Regions from separate parts of the Homo sapiens genome. Here all the other regions are linked to region 1. A link is a loop called in an ENCODE intact Hi-C map of the cell type or tissue named here. Cell type or tissue: PC-3. All regions are shown on one strand.

Region 1 (8,000 bases):
CTCTCTAGCTCTTTTAATTGTGATGTTAGGGTATCGATTTGAGATCTTTCTAGCTTTCTGATGTGGGCATTTAGTGCTATAAATTTCCCTCTTAACACTACTTTAGCTGTGTCCCAGAGATTCTGATACATTTTCTCTTTGTTCTGATTGGTTTCAAAGAACTTCTTTCTGTCTTAATTTCATTATTTACCCAGGAGTCATTCAGGAGCAGATTGTTCAATTTCCATGAAATTTTGTGGTTTTGAGTGAGTTTCTTAATCCTGAGTTATAATTTGATTGTACTGTGGTCTGAGAGACTGTTTGTTATTATTTCAGTTATTTTGCATTTGCTGAGGAGTGTTTTACTTCCAATTATGTGGTCGATTTTAGATTAAGTGCCATGTGGCTCTGAGAAGAATGTATATTCTGTTGATTTGGGATAGAGAGTTCTGCAGACGTCTACTAGGTCCACTCGATCCAGAGCTGAGTTCAAGTCCTGCATATCCTTGTTAATTTTCTGTCTCATTGATCTGTCTAATACTGACAGTGGGGTATTAAAGTCTCCCACTATTATTGTGTGGGAGTCTAAGTCTCTTTGTAGGTCTCTAAGAACTTGTTTTATCAATCTGGGTGCTCCTGTATTGGGGGCATGTATATTTAGATAGTTAGCGTTTCTTTTCTTGTTGCATTGTTCCCTTTACCATTATGTAATACCCTTCTTTGTCTTTTTTGATCATTGTTGGTTTAAAGTTTGTTTTATCAGAGACTAGGATTGCAAACCCTGTTTTTTTTTTTTTCTTTCCATTTGCTTGGTAAGTTTTCCTCCATCCCTTTATTTTGAGCCTGTGTGTGTCTTTGCACATAAGATGGGTCTCCTGAATACAGCACACTGATGGGTGCCTGACTCCTTATCCAATTTGCCAATCTGTGTCTTTTAATTGGGGCATTTAGCCCATTTACATTTAAGGTTAGTATTGTTATGTGTGAATTTGATCCTGTCATCTTGATATAATTTAGTTATTTTGCACACTAGTCAATGCAGTTTCTTTGTAGTGTCATTGGTCTTTATATTTTGGTGTGTTTTTATAGTGGCTGGTACCGGTTTTTCCTTTCCATATTTAGTGCTTCTTTCAGCTCTTGCAGGGCAGGTCTGGTGGTAACGAAATCCCTCAGGATTTGCTTATCTGGAAAAGATTTTATTTTTCTTTTGCTTATGAAACTTAGTTTGGCTGGATATGAAATTCTGGGTTGAAAATTCTTTTCTTTAAGAATGTTGAATATTGGCTTCCAATCTCCACTGGCTTATAGAGTTTCTCCTGAGAAGTCTGCTGTTAGTCTGATGGGCTTCCCTTTGTAGGTGACCTGGCCTTTATCTCTGGCTGCCTTTAACAGTTTTTCCTTCATTTTGACCTTGGACAATCTGATAATTATATGTTGGTCTTCTCATGGAGTTGGGGTTGGTCTTCTCATAGAGTGTCTTAATGGTGTTCTCTGCATTTCCTGAATTTGCATGTTGGCCTGTCTTGCTAGGTTGGGGAACTTCTCCTGAATAATATCCTGAAGTGTGTTTTCCAGCTTTTTTCCATTCTCCCTGTCTCCTTCTGGTACTCCAATCAATCATAGGTTCAGTCTTTTTATGAAATCCCATATTTCTTGGAGACCTTGTTCATTCCTTTACATTCTTTTTTCTTGTGTGCATGTCTTATTTCAGTGAGGTGGTCTTCAAACTCTGATATCCTTTCTTTTACTTGGTCAATTCGGCTGTTGATACTTGTGTGTGCTTCACAAAATTCTCATGCTGTGTTTTTTGGCTCCATCAGGTCGTTTATATTCCTCTCTAAACTGGATATTCTAGTTAGCAATTCCTCTAACTTTTTATCAAGGTTCTTAGCCTCTTTGCATTAGGTTAGAGCATGCTCCTTTCACTCATTGTAGTTTTTTATTACCCATCTTCTGAAGCCTACGTCTCTCAATTCATCCATTTGATCCTCCATCCAGTTCTGTGCCCTTGATGGAGAAATGTTGTGATCATTTGGAGGAGAAGAGGCACTCTGGCCTTTTTGGTTTTCAGCATTTTCTCGTTGATTCTTTTTCATCCTTTTGAGCTTGTCTAGTTTTGGTCTTTGAGGCTGTTGACCCTTGGATAGGATTTTTGTGGGGGCCTTTTTGTTGTTTTTGTTGTTGTTGATGCTGTTGTTGTCGCTTTCTGCTTGTTTGTTTTTCTTTCGGGTCCCTCTTCTGTTGGGCTGCTGCAGTTTGCTGGGGGTTCACTTCAGGCCCTATTCATCTGATTTGCTCCCATGCCTGGAGATGTCACTCAAGGAGACAGGAGTGCAGCAAAGATGGGTGTCTGTTCCTTCTGGGACCTCTGACCTCGAGGGGCACCAACCTGATGCCAGTAGGATCGCTCCTGTATAGGGTGTCTGACAACCTCTGTTGGAGGATCTCACCCAGTTTGGTGGCATGAGGAGCAGGACCCGTTCAACAAAGCACTTTGTCCCTTGGTGGAGAGGGTGTGTTTCACTGGGGGGAAACCCACTCGTCTGGGCTGCCGGGATTCCTCAGAACTATCAGGAGGACAGGCCAAGTCTGCTGGTCCACGGAGACTGCAGCTACCCACTCCCCCTGGGGCTCAGACCCAGGGAGATATGAATTCTGTCCCGGAGCCTCTGGCTGGAGTTATTGGAGATCCTGCGGGGAAGCCCTGCCTGCCCACTGAGGAAGGATGGGTCAGAGTTAGGCCCAAAGAGGCACTCTGGCTGCAGACAGCCACAGCTGGTATGTTGGGCTGTGGGGACAAGTCTTGGGACAAAGCCATCCAGCCTCCCTGGCTCCAACAGGGAAAAAACGCAGCCTAGAGCTATAGAAATGGGTGCTGCCTTTCCCCCATCCACAGAGCTTAGCATGTTAGGCAGTTGCAAGTCCCAGTGCTGGCTGCTGCCTCTCCTGAGCTCCAAACTGGGAGCTCAAATGGCTTAGACAGCAGGCAGCTGCAGCCAGTGCTGGTCGCCCCTCCCCGCGGGAGTTTGGTAGGCTTAAGCAGATTCCAGCTGAGAGGCTGTAAGAATCTGCTTAGGGCTCTAGGCCCGGGTGGTGGTGTGGGTTCGCGAGTGGGATCTTCCGACCCATGGGTTGCACAATTCCGTGGAAAAAGCAGTTTCCCCGGCTGGGTAGCGGCTCACTCACCGCCTCCCTTGGCTGTGGGGAACGGAGTTCCTTTTCCCCGTGTGGCTCTCAGGTGGGCCACCGCACCACACTGCTCTTCCTTCTCTCCGTGGGTCACGCCAGCCTTCTAGTCAATTTTGATAAGAGAACCTGGATACCTTGGTTGCCGATGAAGGCTTCACATGCTTATTATGTTTTTGTTTTGTTTTTTCGATGGTAGCCTCCGAACGTCTCTGTTTCTAGTAAGCCATCTTGCCACACGGCCATTTCTATCTTCACTGCTCTTATTTGTCTCCCTTAACCCAATCCAGCCTGGGGACTCATACAGACTTCGATTGGCAAGTTAATCTTTGACCACAAGGTGGCAGTATGCAATGTATAAATGCTTTGGTAAGGCATTTTCTCTGGCTACAAACACTTCTCTCTAGGGTAAATTGGCTATTGACCAATAAGTTTTAAAGAAATGCAATGCTATAAGATGTGTAGAGGTTGTTTCTCATTGTATTAATAAATTTAAATTTTCAGGCGTAACCATTCTGCATTCACAATAACACATAAATAGATTCTAAAATTTTCAAGTTTAAAAAGCAACCAAATCTCATATTTAGCTTATATTCATCTGGCCAAAATACTATTGAAGTTTTCTTTATCTGCATCAGAATATGCCAAGACTTTCAATAACGAGATAACCTGCTCCTCTTTCAACCCATTATCTCAAACAAAGAAAGATAAGAACAAATGAGAATGCAGCATACCAACTAATGGATTCCTTGGGTTACCTGCAGAGATCTGTTGATCCAAAGGTTCTCAGATTGCAATGAGTAGGTCTCTTGGTCCAAGAGCAGAGCCATCCAGCCACGAGGGTTAGACAATGTATCACGTACATAATTGACAGTGGTTGTTTTATTTCTGCTGTCAGTCATGGTTAAATCATAAGAAACTTCAGGAGTATTCGCTCTAAGGTGATTTTAAAAGGAAAAAAAATGGGTTGAGAGATTATTTGCTCATTCTGAATCCAATACATTCCTCTTTCATCAATTGCAATCATCTTTCCATTCTCTCCACATATGTCTTAGGCCCTCTTTAGTTGTATGTCTAGGGAGGTTTTAGCAGTCACTGTGTGAGTGAAAACAACCCAGTGGGAAGTTGCCATTGGATCATTTGCAAATTACAATGTCCTGGTGAACTGGAGGTGGTGACTCTCAGGTTTTTTATTTTGTTTGTTTTTTGTTTTTCTCCTTGAGACGGAGTTTCGCTCTTGTTGCCCATGCTGGAGTGCAATGCGCAGTCTCAGCTCACTGCAACCTCCACCACTAATAAATGTCACATTAATGATTTTGTATGAACCAAGACTATATACTATGATTTTAACAAAGAAATGTCTATGGCCAGAATTTTGCCTTGGACCAGATTTATCAACAGCAAAAAACATTATTATTGGTAATTGGATATTCACATGAGGAACAATTGACAGAGGCCTGGGACCTGACATGCCTAGGTGCTGAGACTCTCAGAAGTCCTGCTCAAAATGCCCAGCAGGAGTGGCTTCAGCATCCTTCTCTAGAATGATGAGGTAACCTGCTCCTCTCCTGCAGTCTTGTGTAATGCCTAGTACTCACTGCTATTACAGTACCTATGTGTTCTTGGCTTTGCCTTTTTAAAAACATAGATTATAAGATCCCTAAGTTAGAGGTGTTTTCCCCTTTCTTATTGGTATCCTCTGCCCTGGCACAGGGCCCAGCACACAGTGGCACCCAAATCATGTTTGTTATATGAATGAACAATGCATAGATGAGATCTTCCAAAAGCAGCCAGTGACATTTTCTAATGTATATAAAGTTCTATATATAGAACGTATAAAAACGTTCAGAAGAACTGCATTTTACCAAATGAGGAGACTGAGGCAGGGTAGAGCAAAAGCAATATGTGAGTATCACAAAGTAGAACTCGAAATTTGTGAATCCAGTTACCCAACTTATTCTATACAGCCATCCCAGAAAATGATTTTTAAGACTTCATTAAAGCATAAGTAGATTTAGCCAATGATTAGACCCCTAAAAGAGAGTGAAAGTGGACCTAAAGAAATAAAGCAAAATCCAAAAAAAAAAAAAATCAATACACATTATGACTGTTCTTCCTCCTTTGGTTTAGTTTTCATGAGAATCTTTAACTGTGGCATTTTGCCGCAGGCAGATAATTAAATTCTCAAAGTAAGGGAAATGAGTCAAAAGAGGACATTGGGTTTTCACAGTGAGATGGGGCATGAGTATATCTAAAGCCAATTTATAAGCCCGTGGAATAATTCAAAAAGGAACTTTTTTAAGTGTTGCACACTTGGGCACTGGAACAAATGGGTAACAACTGAAATCTAGATTGGCACTCAGTAGGTGTGTAAACCTGGGCAAATTTCAGCACCTATTTAACCTTTAGATTCATTTCTTTTTAAAATGGAGGCAACAATAGAATAGATCTCATATAGGTACTATGAAACATAAAGATAATCTACATAAAGCACTCACCAAGGCCAATAACATCTACTTAGGTCTCATTTAAGAACCTCAAATATGCCAGATTTACCATTCTGCACTACTTATTTGAATGCCTAGAGGTTTATTCAGGATATTCGGTCATTTAAAAACATACCAAAAACCCTTCCATGGTACAGATCATTGACCCTGGCAATGTAGCACTTGACACATATTTCTTGCAAGATTAAATGTATTTGTTTCATCCATGAACTAATGAAATGAAAGGGATGAAAAATGCTCAGGGCATTTGGGAATGAAAGAACTATTCTTTTTTCAGATTTCCCTATGCAGCATTAACTGAACCTTTAGAAATCTTGTGAGGAGGGGAAAATGTCTTCCTTTCTTTGGGTTTTAGATACTTAGGTTTGTTGTCCACCCTTCCCCACCCACCCCTTCAGGATTTAAATTGGAACTAATGGACAATTCTCAACCTATATTCTTAGAATCAGAATGAACACAAAGATCATCTGTTCTAATTTCCAATTCAGTGCAGGAATTCCCACCATATTTCATCCCTCCCCTTCTTTCAGTTATGGGGTGTTTACATCTTCGAATAGAAAACATTCCATATATGGGATTTAGTTTTAAATTGTAATCTTTAGAAAAGCTTTAGAATGTTAAATTTCCCTTCTTAGAATTTCTAGCCATTTGCGCTCAGTCATCATGGCTCTCTCTTCCCCTGATGGAAACCATGAGTCCCATAATCCCAGGATATTTTCCAGGAACAATTTGGCCCAACTATATTTAGCAAATAAAAATAAGCTTTGGGGACATAAGTGTAAAACAAACATGATAAGAGGTAAGTTCGAACTAAGAAATGTCAAAATTGGCTACAGTAGGTACTGTGGTCAGTAAATAAAACACACTAGAAATATCTAAATTTCCTCAAGTACAGGGAATGATTATAAGTGTTTCAGGTTCCAAAAGTATATCCTTCCAGTTTTTACTGAGACATATGGGCTTGGATTTATTTAAATAAATCTTGTGATTTATTTAAATCACAAGACCTAAATCCAAGAGAGACTAATTGATAAATCAGAATTTTTAGTTAATGATTGACCATAAGAAATAAAAGTGCCTTTCATATAGTGGGAGTTTAACAAATATTTTCTGACTGAATAAACAAGTGTTATATGCATCAGAACACTCCAGCTGGTTATGCAGTAACATTTCTCCCCAACTTGGAAGTCTACCTAGAAAAATCACATGAGGGTCAAGAGATTTCCTGCAAACTTATTTTCAAAAGAAATCAGCAGTTGGGTGATCCTAAGTTATTAGAGCTTGATACAATCAACCCCATATCAGTAGGATATTTGCCAAGAGGACAAACATAGTCAGTGGTCAGAAAACCTCTCCTAGGCACACACAAGCAATGTGCACTAATAATGGTCTCTGGTCTAGGAAAATGCTATGATTTCCTTGAAAACTCATATTTCTGCAATCCTAGTCAAGTGCTGTCAATTAAACCACTTTTTAAAAATAGTTTTAACTACAAACCAAAAGAAGATCTCTGTTCAAAAGCATCCATCTGTTCACATTTAATTCCTCCTGCCTCACCTATCTTCTCATGCATACCACGTTGATCATTAAAAAAAATTACCTCGGCCGGGAGCGGTGGCTTATGCCTGTAATCCCAGCACTTTGGGACGCCGAGGCGGGTGGATCATGAGATCAGGAGATCGAGACCATCCTGGCTAACACGGTGAAACCCCGTCTGTACTAAAAATACAAAAAATTAGCTGGGCGTGGCAGCATGCGCCTGTAGTCCCAGCTACTCGGGAGGCTGAGGCAGGAGAATGGCGTGAACCTGGGAGGCAGAGCCTGTAGTGAGCAGAAATCGCGCCACTGCACTCCAGCCTGGGCAACAGAGCGAGATTCCGTCCCAAAAAAAAAAAAAAAAAATTACCTCAATATGTGATAGTATAATCAATTGGGTAGATATTTCCAGAAATATTTTTTAATTCCAGCAATGTGGTCCCAAGAATTCCCCTGGTCACCTTAACTGGACTTAATTGCTCGTCAAATTTCAATTAACACCACATTTACAGACCAATTTTTAGGATGTTATTTCCCCTGACTCAGTTTCTGTAGATTACAATTTCAATTATTGAAGGAAGCATTTTTCAGATAATCTCCCCAGTTTCTGAAGGCCCATACAAATGTGGTCCCTCTTCAAATAGTGTCAAACTGCTAAATGCTAGCAATAATTTGGTTCTATTTGTCTTTGGAAACATTGCACCTTCCTTTTGAGGTTCTTCTCCTTCTAGTCAGAATCCAATAATCTGATGCAAACTCCTTGGCCAACCAGAGACATACCATAGCACACTG
Region 2 (8,000 bases), 100 kb after region 1:
GAATGCTCTGACAAGAGGGTAACGTTCCTTCTTTGTGATTATGGCTCATCATAATTACTTGGAATAAAAATAATAAATTTTAATTCAGCAATGCCTATGGCCATTGGGCATCTTAACATAAAAGAATGAAAATATAATTAACTAAATCAAGGCAATATGCCTATTTCCATCCCAGCTCATTAGTATTAATTGATTGGGTTAATTCTCTTTTGTGTTTAACGGTGCCCCTAAAAAATATTTTTTTTTTAAAAAAGGGAGGGAGGGCAGGAAGGAGGGAAGAAGTAGAGATAGTAAGTAGACAAAAGTTCTGGATCTTTTTCTAATTAAAATAAAATAATAAATGCAGCTGAAGCTCTTATCACAGTCACAAAAGAATCTGCTACTTTTTAAGTTGGGAGTCAGTACATATAGCATCATAAATAATGACACAAAACATTGGGGCCACTTCTCAATTGCCCCCCAAAAATTTATGACCCTGCCTTCTACTATATAAGTAATATGTGTAAGAAAAAAATGTCAATTCTATTTTATAGATGAAAATATGAGTAAGGCACAGAGAGTTCAAGACTCTTGAGGGTCCATAAAGTGTTGGTTTTCCTGTTGTACGAGCCCAGTTTTCTACATATCAGGATGCTGGCTTCCATGAATGGAAAAATAATATAAAGGATGTAATACCTTCATAAAGTATTTCCAAATGTAGTTCTTAGGTGATCTAGTTTCACTGTTACTTAGCAGTAATCCTTTCAAAATATATATACTTCATGTAGAATGTATTCTTTGTAATATAGAAATGGCTGAGAAAGTACTTCCATTATAATACTTCATATTTTGTCGGTTAAAATCTTTTGAAGAAATTATTTTTGGCTTGAAATTTCTCAGGCTTTATCTAAGCCTGCAGATGGTATCAGAAAAAGTAAAGAAAATTTCACTCAGCTATTTTTCTGACACTGTGAATGTATATGAAAAAGATAGTAACTAATATTTGGAGGGTGAGTTACTGTTGTTGTTGTTGATGATGATTGTGATTATTCAATCTTATATTTGAAGAGCTCTTTATTATCTTTCAAGTACTTTCACACATATTATAGACCAAGGGAAGACATTAAAAGAGGTTTACAGCTATGTTACATTGATCAGATATTTGAAAGTTGTAGTTCTTCACCAGTGAAGACTTTGGTCATATGCCTTTTAGAAACAGAAATATAACTTACCAACAGATTTTATATTCCTAACAATTCATCATAATATGCAAATATATATAGACATATGTGTGTATGTACATATTTTGCGTGTGTAAATATGTATATGTGAATATGTAAGTGTATATGTGTGTACTTATACATACGTGTGTGTGTGTGTGTGTGTGTGTGTAATCAGTGAGAACAACTAAGGACAGTGAAAGTAAATTAGCTGGGAAAAGTGGTATTTAAGAGAGCAAGGGTTTAAAATATACACTTCTTAAATTTCACCCAGGACCATTTACTTGTCCATTCTTTCTACAATCAACATAAAATTTTTGAGCCTTCGTCATGCATCAGGCACTGTTCTAGACCCTGAAGAGACAACAGTAAATAAATTGATGAAATCCTTTGTCTTTTTTGAGCTTATTCTAGTAGAGGAGACAGACTATAAACAAGCAAGTAAATTGATAATATACCATGTGATGATAAGTACTATGAAGAAAAGTAAAGCAACATCAAAGGATAAAGAGTCCTGGGGGGTGGCTGTAATTTTAGAAATGATGGCCAGCAAGTCCTCCCAGATTAGTTGATATTTTCTCAAAGAGCAAATGAAATAGGTGAGCCAGCCACATGAATGTGGAAGAAGAGCATTCCAGGCCATAGACATTACAGGCAAAGGTCCTGAGGCAGGTATATTCATAGAAGAGCTAGAGCAGAGTGAATGAGAAAGACAAGGTCAACAAGGGGATCAGAGGTTAAATAATAGTAAGGACCAGTGATTTGATTCCCAGTGAGTTGAGATTCCACTGGAGGTTTTGAGGAGAGATTTGACTTAAATTTTTAAAGGAAATGGACCATAAACTGCTGGGGGTTTACTTTACCATATAGCATAAAAGCCAAATATCCATTACTTAAACCCATGAAGCCTTATTTTCCTGTCACAAAAAGTTATTTCAGAGGTGGGTGGTTGAATGCCTTATCATGGCAACTCCAGAGTCATCAGGGTCCTGGGTTTGTCCTATTCTTCCGCTTTTCCATTCTAACTAACAAGTAGCATCATGGTCCAAAATAGTGGCCGAAAATGTTGCTATTACATTTATATACCAGCAAGTAGGAAAGAGAAAGAAGGAAGGGAAAATAGGGTGTAGTTCCTACTGGGTCATCTCTACTTTTGGAAATTTCTCAGATGTTCTGCAGGGTACTTCTTCTATCTCATGGTAAGCCCTTAGCCACATGGCTATGTCTAGCTACAAAAGTGTTCAGGAAACAGAGCATTTCAGCTGAGTACTTTGTTGCCACCAATGAAATTAGGGTTTTACTACTAATGAAAACAAGGAATCTGAAATATGGGAACAAAATAAGAGGCAATTTAAGATGGTCTAGGCCAAAAATGTGGTGGTTAAGACTAGGTTAGTACCAATGAAGTGTTGCTACATGGGACACATGTTGAAGATCCAGCCGACGGGGTTCACTGATGGGGTGGTCATAGGAGGTGAAAGAAAGAAGTCATGGATGCCTCCATGGTTTTTGGTCTGAGCCACTGGATGTATACAATTCCAGTAAGTGAGATGGAGAATTTCCTCAAACTTTGATTTGTGTATATGTTAATATCTATGTGATCGCAATATGTCTCAGACACAAATGATCTGCCCTTCACCTCCTCTCCGCTCTCCAACTCTAATCTTACACAACTGACACCAAGATTACCCCAGTATACATTCGGCCTCACTGCCAGCATCACTTATTTTAGAACCAGAAGTTTTAGTCTTTTACATTTACTTTCTAATTATTTTTCTTTGGTAATATTACATGTTACTGCCAGTATTATTCTTCATTTTTTCTTGTATTTCACACAGGAATCCTAGGCCACTCAATAAGCATTCACAAATTATCTGTTGAACAAAATTTGATCTGTGTCCTTGCCCTGTTCTCATTCTTTCTAGAAGTTATGACCTATATCTCTATGATAAAAACCTCAGCGTTTCACTCTAGGTAGCTCTGTCTTTTGCCAACAACTCCTGTATCTTATTCGTGCAGAAACTGGAATCTACTACTTAGCCTTACATCCTACCTACTCCTCCTCCCCAAGAGAAAGAAGAGACCCTTCAGATGACTTACTCTCCCTCTCCACAGGATGAGGGTTTGCCTTTCCAAACCTAACTCACTTATCTAAATAATATGAGAGTGAAATATTACCTAAACCAGAAATGCTAAGAAAAACCACTATTGGAGGTTGGGGCAAGTATTGGGATTGCTCAGATATTTAAATCCTTAAGAGTGAGAAGTCAAATGAATGTTATACTTATCCTGCCTTTCTCCTACACTTTTCTCTCCTTCTGATGCCTCTTCTCTGTTTTCAGCCTCTGGTGCTGTCAACACTATTCATGATTTACCTGGAAGTAACAGTACATCCAGAGATTTAGTAATCCAAGACTTTCAGCTGGGAAACTTCTCCCAAATGGTAGTAGCAATATAAGGCCAAGACCTTTGAATGCCTGAAGGGGAGCCCATACTCCTGCAGAATTTGATTCATATGGAGAAAGCCCTGGTTAAAGGCCTGCCAAGAGTATCTTTTCTCTGAAATGAGGCTTTAGGTCTGTAATTTTCCTTTGTCATTGCTGGTCCTTAGGTAGTTGATGACTGTCTATAGTGGCATTCCCATAGCCACTAGCTACACACACACACACACACACACACAAACACACACACACAAAGACAGGGCAAGAGCCCAAGCTGACAGACCATTTTATCCCCTAAAGGGCACTAATTAACTGATTTGACTGAAAACTTCTCCTTGCTATAGAAGAGAAAAAAAACAGCTTCCAGAATAGAGAATGACAAAATGCCTAAATCCTGATTCGGTCTAAAAGAGACAGGTATTAAAATTCCATTAGTTTATCCTCTTTAAAATATTTTATTTTTCCCCTCATGTAGCTATATTCTTATCTTAATAAGGATGAATGTTTGTGTGTTAAATATATTTATAGTAAAGAACAGTGTTTTAGTGCAGAGTTTCATAGAGATCCATAACTAATCATATCTCCCATGTAATTTTCATTTGCCAATGAACAGAGGCATTTTGATAACTATTCCTTATTTCCAGCCACTAAAGTAGGCCATGATTTTTATTCTCATTTAGCAGATAAGGAAAGAAATGCACAAAGAGGTGAAATAACTGACTTAGCCATTTGAAGATGTGGTAGTAGGGTTGAAATTCGAAATCTCAGCCTCTTCCAACTTCATAAACCCTAGAGCTATATAGCCGGTTTTGCAATAAGAAAGCCTATTTATATGACTTTCCATGGGACCAAGAAGTCAAAACCACAACAGGGTAAAAGCAGGAAGACATGGCTTTCTTGGCAGGGTATTTCAAAGGCAGCAACGTTAACCAATTTCAGGGCATTTTGCTATATTGTGGGGGCTGTCCTGGATAAGCATGACTAAAAAGTGCTTGAATAAAGAAGCATATTCTTTGAGAACACTGTTAACCTTCTTGTTTTTGAAAAATTAAACTAATCAAGCTCTGTGCTTATAATGAGTCCAAAGAAAGGCCTTTCACTTTGAACCCTCTGACCACTTCTTCCTTTACATAGTAAAATTTCAGTTTGGTCTGAGGATAAATTGTCAACTAAGTTCTGGAACTTATCCAGAAAGTTTCCCTCCTCCATCCCCCCTACAAGTGATATAATCATATAGAATAATATTACCAACCTACAAACTTCACACACCTTTAATGTGCAGTAAGTTGAGGATGCTTGTGTTAGTGTCCAGCAGAAGCAATTGGCCATTCTCCACTGTGACGTTGTCGCCATCTTGTGGCAGCCTTTCAGGAAACCAGCTGTGAGTCCTGGACCATCTCCGGCAGAACTGTAAAGAAAAGTTGCCCTGGAAAACAGAGAGCTGGGTTGGTGGGTTGGTTGGTTGGTTGGCTGGTCTGTTGCTTCGTTGGTTGGTTCGCTGGTTTGTTGGTTTGTTGGTTCATTCATTGTTTTTGGGCGGGATAGTATAAGTATTGAATCAAAATAGAAACTTCTCAAAGAAAGTAAAATTAATTTAAATATTTTAAATGTCTCCATAAAATTGGTTACCTCTCTCTTTTTCATACAACTAACCTAAACAGGAAAAAACATGAGAGGCAAAATTATATTTGAAGTTCTTCTGTGCCCAGCCCCTGGAATTCTCCAATAACATGCTGGTAATGTTTTCTTGCCTTTTTTTTCCCCTCTAGCACAGGCCCCATTCTACCTAACAGATGAGTTTGATTCCATTTATTTTTACAGATATGTATTGAATCTTGGACAAAAAGTCATAAATAGCCTGGAATAGGGAGAATTAAAATGTTCTGCTTGATGGGTGGCATTTTGCTTTATGTAATTGGTATCATTTTTCACTGGCTCTACTGCCAAGAGTCCCTGTTTTATAGGAACATTCCTCTTCCTAAGTGCTCAGATCTATCCTCCCACTCGGCCTTTTTTGATATTATTGTTGCCTTTCCCCCTGTGCCTGGTGCATCAGGGCTGAACAAAGCCCATGCAGGCATAGGCAGAATGCCGACTGACTTCAGATGACAAGTAAATAGTCTGGAACATTTGAGTGAGGGGTAGGGAGCTGTACTGACAGAAGAAGCCAGAAAAGGAAGCACTCCCTCTCCACCCCAGCCTTCAGTCCCTCTCTCAGAACTTTTGGCTTTCCTGTTAATTTGTGGTCACTCTGATGTCATACGTTTTTTAAAACAGGGACATAAAAATCACAGAAAGCAATATTGAGCTCATGCAAGAGGCTGGTAACATGTCTAAATGCCTTGTGAAGTTGTAGAAGTATAATTACGATAAACATAATAAAATCACAATAGAGAAGGTGATTCCTTCAAGGTAATAGATATGACATGTATAAGCCACTCTCTCCAGTCTTCTTCCCATTCAGATTCCAACAAATGTGAAGCCCAAGTTCCTATAAAAATAAACCACCTAGAAGGTCCTCTCATGATGTGTTAGAGGCAGATGGGAGAAGATCATTAGAAGGGAAGGCATGTTTGTAATACCGACAACTACACCTACACAGAGAATAGTGCTCTATAGTATTTCTGAGATAGAAAATGGAAAATTGTGTTGCCAGAAGAGCCGTTACGTTTTCCAGAAAAAGATACAAACCCCAAGGTCAACAGTGCTAAGTTGCAGACCCAACACAATCACTGAGAAGGCTTTGCAATTTATTCGTTTTCTACATCTGCAAAGAAGTAAAAGTCTATGACTCATCACAATTTAAGAGATGGAAGGAAATAAGGCATAGTGATAACCAGTTCCAGTATCACAGAAAAAAGAATAGGTGATCCAGGAGCATCGTTGTGAACTGCAGTATCTGTAGGCTACAAAAGTAGGAGAGAATTTTAACTCTAGATGATTTCACTATAGGACTAGCTTTAGGTTGGTAAAATAATAAACAGTACTTCTTATAAGGCTATATATATTATACATTCTTATAACCCTTTAATTTACTCCTGTAGAATACAGAAAGAGGAAAGGGAGGCAAATCAAAGGAAACTGGAATGAAAGAAGGTGGGAAAAACAGAGATGGTAAAGTAAACTGCAGAACAGGGTGAACCAGGTTATCTGTAGTGTCAGCTGCGAGTCCATGATAAAAGGACATTTGAAAACTCTTGGATTTCCAGAAGCCCAGAGATGGAAAGGACTCTAGCAAAATCCTATCCCATAATTTTACAGATGCTATTTTAGGCAGTGTTCCTTAGAGCTTAATAAAATGTAGATTTCTCTAGTGTCATCATATACCTGTGAAATCAAAAGCTCAAGAATTGGGACCCAGAGACCTACAATTTTAATGATCCTCTCAGATGACACTTCTGCATCAAAATTTAAGGATCAATTCAGAGCAAGGGCTGGAGGAGAAGGAGATATATCTTTAAAAGGAACCAAGATGTTTTCTCCAAACCAACATCCAAAGCTTAGGGTCTTTGGCCAGGATCGCCCAAAGACTAGCAAGCTAGGAAGAATGATGTGTTGATGAACTGTAAGAAATATGAAGACTTCAGCAGCATAACGCTTTCTGAGACATTAACCTGGTGGTCAGATCCATAACCCAGCCACAGAACTATGAAGAAAACCAGGGCTCATTACACACACAGTAAAATGATCGGGAACAACTAGACATTAGTTAGATATTTAAGTGGGTCAAAGGTAGACTATTTCATGGTGTTATCCATTAATTAATTTGAGAACATTTTTAAATTTTTATGATTAGCACAGATATCTGTTATCTAGCTCTCAATAAGCTTTAGAGACTTTCTTGCTCTGAAGCACTTGCTTATGCCATTTGCTGCCTTCCATGTGCTATAACCTCTTGGCCTAGCCTGTCAGCCTTCAAAGATTGCTATACTTGGTCCCAACCCAGTAGGTGGAAAGGTCAAATACTGTTATCTCTACTTTCCAGTGGAGAAAGCAAAGGCTCAAAGTGTTTAAATGATGTGTCAAAGTTCATAGTGATGGAGGCAAACTGGAGTCACAAAAAGGAAGCTCCCATCTGAAGTTTTTCCCTTACCATGGCCTCTCCCGGGATGCTCTTTCCCAAAAGATCTGCATGGCTCACTCCCTTACTTAATTCATGCCTCTGCTCAGGTATCACCTCCTTACCTGTATTATTATTTTTAAAAAGCACCCCCAATCATTCCTTCATTCCTTCTCCCCTAATAATGCCTCATTCTAGTATTAAATAATACAATTCCTTGCATATTTGGTTATCACTTACTAAGCTTACTCAAATGAAGCAGAGACTTGGTTTGGGTCATTGCTATATTCCCACCTCCCT
Region 3 (8,000 bases), 160 kb after region 1:
CTCTTTTCCTCCAGCTAAACCTAAACCTCTGGTGCCAAATTCACACTAAAACACAAACTGTCTCAGGACATCACAAAGTCAGATGCCATGAAAAGAGCTGGTTATCTCTTTCACCGTGGGGAAGTGGTCTTGTTTAGTTTCATATTTTATAAGAAAAGAGGCGGGGCACGGTGGCTCATGCCTATAATCCTAGCACTTTGGGAGACCAAGTCGGGTGGATTGCTTGAGCTCAGGAGTTTGAGACCAGCTTGGCCAACATGATGAAACCCTGTCTTTACTAAAAATACAAAAATTAGCTGGGCGTGGTGGTATATACCTGCAATCCCAGCTACTGGGGAGGCTGAGGCATGAGAGTACCTTGAACCTGGGAGGCAGAGGTTGCAATGAACCGAGATCATGCCATTGCACTCCAGCCTTGGCGACAGAACAAGACTCTGTCTCAAAAAAAAAAAAAAAAAAAGAAAAGAAAAAGAAAAGAGACCTTCATTAGATAATCAAAGGTAGCCACTCTATCTACGTAAGACATAAAGAAGTTTACATGACAATGTTCAGTCATGAGACACTGCCCTGTATAGGAAAGGAACTCCTTGCTGAAATGAAAGCAATCCAGAATTACTAGCATGGTCACACTTCTTTTTTATTTGTTTAGAAAAGGGGGGTTAACTTGGAAAGTTGTGGTGTTTATTTGTCAGCCTCTTTTTTAAGTTAAAAAAATGCTTATACGCTTATGGCTTCTAAATCCTAGATCTACAGTAATTCCGCCTATGCAACCCTCCTTCTTTTGAATAAACATTGTACAATCTGCTGGATTTCTCTATGGCTTTTTTTCATACTTGTGAATCTGTTTGGAAAGAAAAGAAAAAGGAAAGCGGGGAAAAAGCCTTCTGTTTTTCATAACGTCTAATCTTTTTCCCCATTGGCATTCACCAGATGTTGCTTTGGATCGGAAGATAAATATTAAAATCTAAGCAAGAACAAAGCGAGCTGTTTACTGGGCAGATTTTTCAGATGTTCTCTTAAACAGTTGAAAAAGACAGGAGATGCTTTGATATGCAGGCTGGCTGGAATCCACAATGGAATGGCCCCTCCAAGAGAGTTGTAGCCCTTACCACGGCTGCCAGGCCACATCCACCCAGCCTACACTCTCTGATGGCTCCATCGGTCCATTGGCCAAGCATTTGTGGGGAAGTTCAGGGAGGGAGAAGGTAAAGTTACCTGATAAAGAGGCCCGAGAATGATGGAAACATTGACTCTGCCCAATGATCTGGCACAAAGAGGCATTGGGAACTTTCCTCGCAAATGTAGAGGTAAGGCCACGATTCAAGCAGTTGCTCTGTCGCCATGGCAACTGTCAAATCACACTGCACATAGGTGTGTCTGGCAGCCTCACAGCTGTCCTCCTCACGCTTCAGGCCACACAGGAAGGCCAAGGACACTGCAGGAAACAGTCACCATTAGGAAAGAACCACAGAGAGAACCTAAGGCCTCTAGTCGGTTTCACAAATGAAGTTCCTGTGTCCTCCTTTGACCAATAGGAATATGAAGTTAGCAGTTTACTTTTTTTAAAATGTATTGTATATGTGTAATGTACACAGAAAAATACAAGTATCATTTTTGTAAAATATGAATAATCATCATAAAAAAAACTCAAGTGAATTTCCCAGCCAACATAAGATATAAAACACTTATAATACACTTAAATCTGTGTGTTTCTCCCCAAGTTCGTCCCTTTCCTCCTCATTCTCAGAAATAACCACTTGGCATTTTTTAAATAGTTTTATCACAAACATTTGTATTCCTAAACAAGAGATTGAGTTTTCCTTGTTTTTGAACTTTATAAAATATGATACATGATAAAATATTCTTGGGTCTGATTTTTTCATTCCATATTATATTTTCAAGATTTATCCACATTACTACATATAACTATTGTTAATACATTTTCACTGCTGTTCAATATTGTATTGCATGAAACTACCACAATAAATTTATCTATTCTCTTATCAATGAACTTTTTGGTATTTCCTAGCTTTTGCTACTAAAAACGTACAAAATTTCATCTAGGGTGCATGCCTATCAAGAAAATTTCTTATTCAAAGAGTAGGTACAAGTTCAGCTTTACAAGATAGTGCCATATTGTTTTCCAAAGTAGTTGTGCCATTTTGTATTCCTACCAGCCATATTTGTAAGTTCCCATTACTCCATATAATTACAAGCACTTGAAATTATCAGACTTTTAATTTTTGCCAATCAGGTGTGTAAAATGGCATTTCACTGTCGTCTTAATCTGCATTTCAATCATTACTTTTAGGTTGACCAATTATTATTATTATTATTATTTTTTGAGACAGAGTTTCGCTGTGTTGCCCAGGCTTGTGGCACAATTTCACCTCACTGCAACTTCCGCCTCCCGGGTTCAAGCAATTCCCCTGCCTCAGCCTCCTGAGTAGCTGGGACTACAGGTGCACACCACCACACCCCGGATGATCTTTTGTATTTTAGCAGAGAGAGGGTTTCACCATGTTGCCCAGGCTGATCTTGAATTCCTGAGCTCTGGCAATCCACCTGCCTCAGCCTCAAAAAGTGCTAGGATTACAGGCATGAGCCACCGTGCCTGGCCAAGTTGACCAACTTTTTTATGTTTGGTAACAACTCATGTTTTCTCTTCTGTGAAATTCCTGTTTCTCTCATTTGCCCATTTTTCTATTGGGTTGTTTGTCTTATTGACTTGGATAAGTTTATGAATTTCTTGATTTTCACATAATTATAAACATTAGCATGTTATAGAGATAAAAAGCAAGTATTTGAAGCATGCTGACTCTCAGGCCATTTTTTTCTGAGTCATGACCCACATATAAAAAGCATCATGAGGCAGACTGGGAATGATCTTTAACTAGAAGATGAACAAAGCTCCACATGAGATGGTTTAGGAGCAGCTCTGTCTGAAAACCTTAATAAAGAGGGAAAATTTAAAAAAATCTCTGTAGCCTGCTTCCTCTGCAGCAAGCCTGCCCATGTGGGTAATGCAACAGAGGTTATCAAGGGCCGTGGGCTTAGACCTGTGCTTCCCCGCCTCATTACAGTGCTGTGGCAAGGGTTACATGAGATAAGTACGTGGGGGAGGGTTTGTAGTTATGCAATCATGCCCAAATAGTACTATTGTTGCTGTTATATTCTAAAGCACCTGGCACCTAGGAGGTTGGCTGTGAATGTGTTTTGAATGAATTAGAGCAATAAAAATGACTGACAGTAGGACTCTTGTATGAACAGACAAAACATAAGAACTTTCCAGTTAGTAAGCCCTAAGGCAAATAAAAACAAGCTCCACACCTATAAAATAATGAATTCATTAAAGGTGATTAAGTAGATGCAAATTGACAAGCAGGATTATGAAAATCACCCAGGGCTGGGGATCAAAATCTATGGGTTTTACTCAAAGTTCTGCCACTAAATAGCTGCGTGACCTTAATCACTTTAGCTTTCCATGCCTTATGGAAAAGTTAAAGTTTCCATGAAAATGTCATGTGGTATAATTCAAGGTATAAATGCAAGAAAGCCAAAGATCAAAGATTTTGCTCATTTTAAACAAACACAAAGTATTAGTTTCACCTAACAGGATGTTTTGGCAACTCATTACAAGAAAAAGGAAATTTCTCCTATGGTTAGAAGTACAGTTTGTGGGGATGGTAAAAATGGGTGACCTCCAAAATAGCAAAAGCACATTTGTAGAGCCCCCTGCTTTAACTCCCCCTGCCCCACACATGTAAAGAAAACATATTAGTTCTGTGGCACAGGCATAAACAAAACAATAATTAAGAACGTTTGAGTTCAGGGTCATTATCTGTAACCTGGAATGTGAAACATCACTCTATGGTACAAAGTCAAACTGAAGAAAAAAACTCAAAGCACGGGTCAGAATTCAAAGCGACCTTGGTAAATGAGAGAAGTTAACAGAAATAAACAAAAGAACAAATGAAAAGAGTAAGACAGTAAACTACAAAAGAAAAAAAGAAATCATATAAATATGAGGAAAGTCCAGCTGTGCACAGCCATGGTAGAAATGCGTGCGTGCACACACACACCCCTTGGGATAACAGTAGGTAACAGAAAGCTTATTAACCAGCAAGACTGCAGTATAATTGTACAAACAAACATGGGATCAGACGATACACAGGCATCTTACGATGCTACCCAATTTGGCCAGAACTTGCTTGTATAGAACAGCTTCCTCATTTGGGGCTTCAAATTAGGAAAGAATATAGGATTTCAGAGAGGGCTGAAAAGTGAGATACTAAAATGTTTACTTGGAAAGTTTCTGATTCAGTAGGGCCCAAGAATTCACATTTCTAACAAGCTCCCGGGTGAGGCCCTTGCAGCTACTGCTCTGGGAAGCACACTTCCAGAACTGCTGCCATAGAGGAACTAAGAATACTCCACTTTCCAAAGAACCACCCGCTGATTAAGGTTGAAAAAATTAGAGTAGGGGAGCATCCATTAGGCAGAGGATGGATTTCTCTGAAAAGAGCAACTGCGAAACACTTGTAAGGGTTGCTGCTGGGAAATTCTCCCCTGAAAAATCTTTAAAAATACAAGTGATTTTTAGCTAACTTGGTTGTACTCAATCCTGTCTGAAAATGGAGAAATTAGTAGTAGTTTCTAGTAATGTCTAAGACCTATCCCCTTTGACATTTGATGTCCATTATAGACCTACTTCCTAGGGAAAAAAAAAAAATACACAGTCATACACTCAAAATGCTTCATCCAGTTTCAGCGGGTTAACAGAATCCCCAAATCCCATCTTGGATCTTAAGTAAGAAACCTCTGGAGTTGGCTCTCACAATTTCCTCTCAATCTTTAGACATTGTGATTGAAAGTCTTTTAAAAGACTTTTTTATGAAAGGAAAATTAGTTAAATTATGCATTCCTCTAGAGTAAATGTGTGCCTTGCACAATCAATGAGTGTTTGGTGACACCTAGTGGCCATATAAATAGTTACAGTTTCCAACTAATTTTCCTCTTTAAAAAATCATGGAATGTTGAGTTCTTTTCTAAATCTTTCTAAACACAATAATTATTTTATTATTCTTCCCCAAGAAGTTATAAAACTTAAAATATCACAACTTACCTGATCCTGAAACATCATTGATTTTTATCTTATACTAGTTGAAATTAAGTGTTTTGAAATAATAACACGGGGCTTTTAAAAGTATATTAATTTGAGCAGTGTATATATGAAAGCTTTTTTAAAAAATGTAGCAGTATTAGTTAAAAATTAGAGCCTATAAATGTGCAGTCTTAGCTTTCTGTTTATGCTATCTCTCATTTATTCCTCACCAAGCACTAATTTTGCACATACCCTCTGCAACACTGTTCCTAGCAGAGGAGGTAGAGCAGTGAATCAGACAATGTTTTGAACTTCAATCTTCTATTGTATCTTAAATTTCCCATTGTGGACTCTATCTCTCTTCCATAATGTGTTTATATACATGATGATAATAGGAAACTCAATTTCTAGCATTTTAACAAAAATTTTTTTCTCCTCCCCTTCTTCTTCCTCTTCCCTCTTCCCCCTCCTCCTTCCCCTCCTTCTCCTCTTTGTATAAGACAACACAGCACAAATTTCCATCACAATAGCATTATCCATCATTAAATTCTCATCCAAGCTCAGATGATGTGGTGCTTTTATCATTTTGTAAATCTTTAGCCCACATTCAAGTTGCAGACAAATAAATTAGGAATAAAACTTAAACACTACACAGAAAGGAGGTATGTAAACGGTTAAGTGCACAGGTACAAGATTTATGATTAGGCAAATAAGGTAATCACCTGGCTAAATGTGAGCTATCTCAAATGTAGTAAGGTCCTGTAGTAATAACAGTAATTTCTTCCTTTTGACTTTATTTCCTGAAGCTCAGTGGGGTATTACCATGTGTTGTGAATCCCCAAGCTTTGCAACTTACTCTCTCATCTCTTTCCCCACAAAGACACGGCTTCTCATACCACAATTTATATGATCACTACGCAGCTTAAAGTAGTGAGCAATTGTGGTGTTTTACTGAATAAGAAATAAGTAATTATGTGAGTATTGCAAAACAAGAAGACAACATGAGTGTTGGCTCTTTTGCCTATAATAAGAAACCGAAAACTGAACACACAAAGCTAATTTTCAAGTGATATCCAGCTTGAAAATCTCCATCCCTTTACTGGTACCTCCAATAAGCAGATGTCTTCAGCAACCTCACCTCAGAACAAAGCCAAGAGCTTGTTTCCTCCATGACTCCTATAGCTGTCATTGAAACTAATATTCAGAATTCAGAATTACTTCCTCTGTCATCCTAAGACTGCAGTTAAGAACACAGGTGATAAGTGTTTCAATATTCATCTAACATTGACATATTAATATGACAAAAGTTATGATGAATCATTTTAACAGGTGGCCTCAGATTCTAACTATCATTTTAGATGAGGAGTAGAGAAATTCTTTTCCTAGGCACACATAGAGAAATTAGTAGTCAGTACAGCATTAATCACAAAAATAGAATTAACCAAAGAATATCATTTCCATATATATGCTTTAAAATATATGTGTGTGGCATCTTTACTCACCATCCAGGGGCAGAACCAAGCAGCTGAAGGCAGACACTGTAGCATTAGCCAGGACTCGGCAGGGAGCACCACACACAGCAGCTGAGACATTCCCTGGAGAAAATCCCGCTCCAAACACATGCACCAGCCTTCCACCCAGGCAGCCTTTAAAGACAAAGGTACAAGTTCTTGATCATACAGGCAAATCTCCCTTCTTTACTCAACTCAAAATTCAAACATTTGCTTCCTCACTACCCATTCTTCTTTTCACATCCTCAGAATCCGCACAACTGGCTTGAGGTGGCTGCTGGCCTCAGTTTCCTCTCCACTTAGGCTCTGGCCTTGTCTGACTCCAATCACATTCAATATCCTATTGTGTTAAAGAGGTTTTTTTTTAATGTAACAATTTTTATATGGAAAATTAATGCTTATTTATAGTTTTTAAACTTTTTATTCAAAGAGCCATAAAATGAAAATAAAAATTCCCCCAACCATCTGACTCCCTCCCCGGAGGTACCCAGGTATAGAGTTTCTTATGGCTCCTTCCAGAATTTTTAAGCATCTATGTTTCTGATTCAAAGCATTATTCTATCCATATTATTCTGGAACTTGCTTTTTTGCTTCAAAGTATAGCATAGATGTTTTTTCAAAACTCTATGGATCCAGTTCATTTTAGTAGCTACTTAGAATTCCATTATAGGGCCCTGCTACAATTTATTTGACAATTTTCCTATTTATTGAAATTTCCATTTTTTCTCCTCTTTTGCTATTGTTAATAGTGATGCAATAACTGTACATGTTTTGGGACATTTGTATGAGTAAAACCAGTCCACATTTCTAGTTTACACTGAGATACAGAGTTCCCCTCACTACTGCCTTCATACCAGGTCTAGGTGGTACTTAGCCACTTGACTAACTCAAAAATAATGCTTTTGGTTTAAGATGCATTTCTTATTTCCCTGCTCTTCCATCATAAAAAAACATGGAATCTTAGGGAGTAGTGCCTTTATCAAATAAGGAAGCTGAGTCTCAGAAAAGTCAAGCATAAATTAGCAAAATTAGTGATAGACTAGAGCCAAATCCTAGTCCCCACAGTGTTCCACCAAGCTGAGACCAAATTTTTTCTAAGAAATGTCTTAGTTAGTACTCCAACAGTCTAAGATTCTGTTTCTATAGTTTTTTTCCTTACTTTCTAAATCACAACCAAATTTGAACTATCTCAAGTGCAACAAGGCTTTAAGTGAATAGAAATTGAAAGCTTTTCTTCACTGGAGGGAAAGGCTAGGCAATTTTTGGTATATCTAAACGGAGAAAACAGTCCAACCAATTTAATTGTTCTGTGCATTTGGCTTATTATTGTTGAAATATGAGTCCACCTGTGAAATATTACAAAATGATAAAAATTTAATCATACT

The links. Hi-C counts contacts between places; a loop is a spot of excess contacts. Peaks named below come from ENCODE experiments on the same cell type or tissue, not always from the same donor. Only the 100,000 strongest peaks of a DNase experiment are listed, where the experiment ranks them.
Region 2: a loop joins it to region 1, with 15 times the contacts of the local background. A loop is called at or near these places in 33 of 110 quality-filtered maps.
Region 3: a loop joins it to region 1, with 6 times the contacts of the local background. A loop is called at or near these places in 65 of 110 quality-filtered maps.

Annotation. Positions count from the first base shown.
Region 1 is chr6:51,851,970-51,859,969 of GRCh38, forward strand. PKHD1 (PKHD1 ciliary IPT domain containing fibrocystin/polyductin) reads right to left here. Exons shown (of 67, transcript NM_138694.4): 49 at 3,924-4,101. Among named protein-coding and RNA genes, the nearest start is that of PKHD1, 230 kb to the right of the region's middle. RefSeq lists enhancers at 2,524-3,048, 3,049-3,572. In PC-3, CTCF peaks have their summits at 3,498 (motif pointing right) and 3,699; DNase peaks (open chromatin) are centred at 3,482 and 5,342; H3K27ac peaks cover 2,814 bases.
Region 2 is chr6:51,954,961-51,962,960 of GRCh38, forward strand. It overlaps PKHD1 (PKHD1 ciliary IPT domain containing fibrocystin/polyductin), which reads right to left. Exons shown (of 67, transcript NM_138694.4): 36 at 4,910-5,066. Among named protein-coding and RNA genes, the nearest start is that of PKHD1, 130 kb to the right of the region's middle. In PC-3, a CTCF peak has its summit at 4,992 (motif pointing left); a DNase peak (open chromatin) is centred at 4,991.
Region 3 is chr6:52,016,195-52,024,194 of GRCh38, forward strand. It overlaps PKHD1 (PKHD1 ciliary IPT domain containing fibrocystin/polyductin), which reads right to left. Exons shown (of 67, transcript NM_138694.4): 33 at 6,607-6,750; 34 at 1,216-1,435. Among named protein-coding and RNA genes, the nearest start is that of PKHD1, 67 kb to the right of the region's middle. RefSeq lists an enhancer at 7,856-8,000. In PC-3, a CTCF peak has its summit at 4,970 (motif pointing left); no DNase peak of the experiment used is centred here; H3K27me3 peaks cover 460 bases.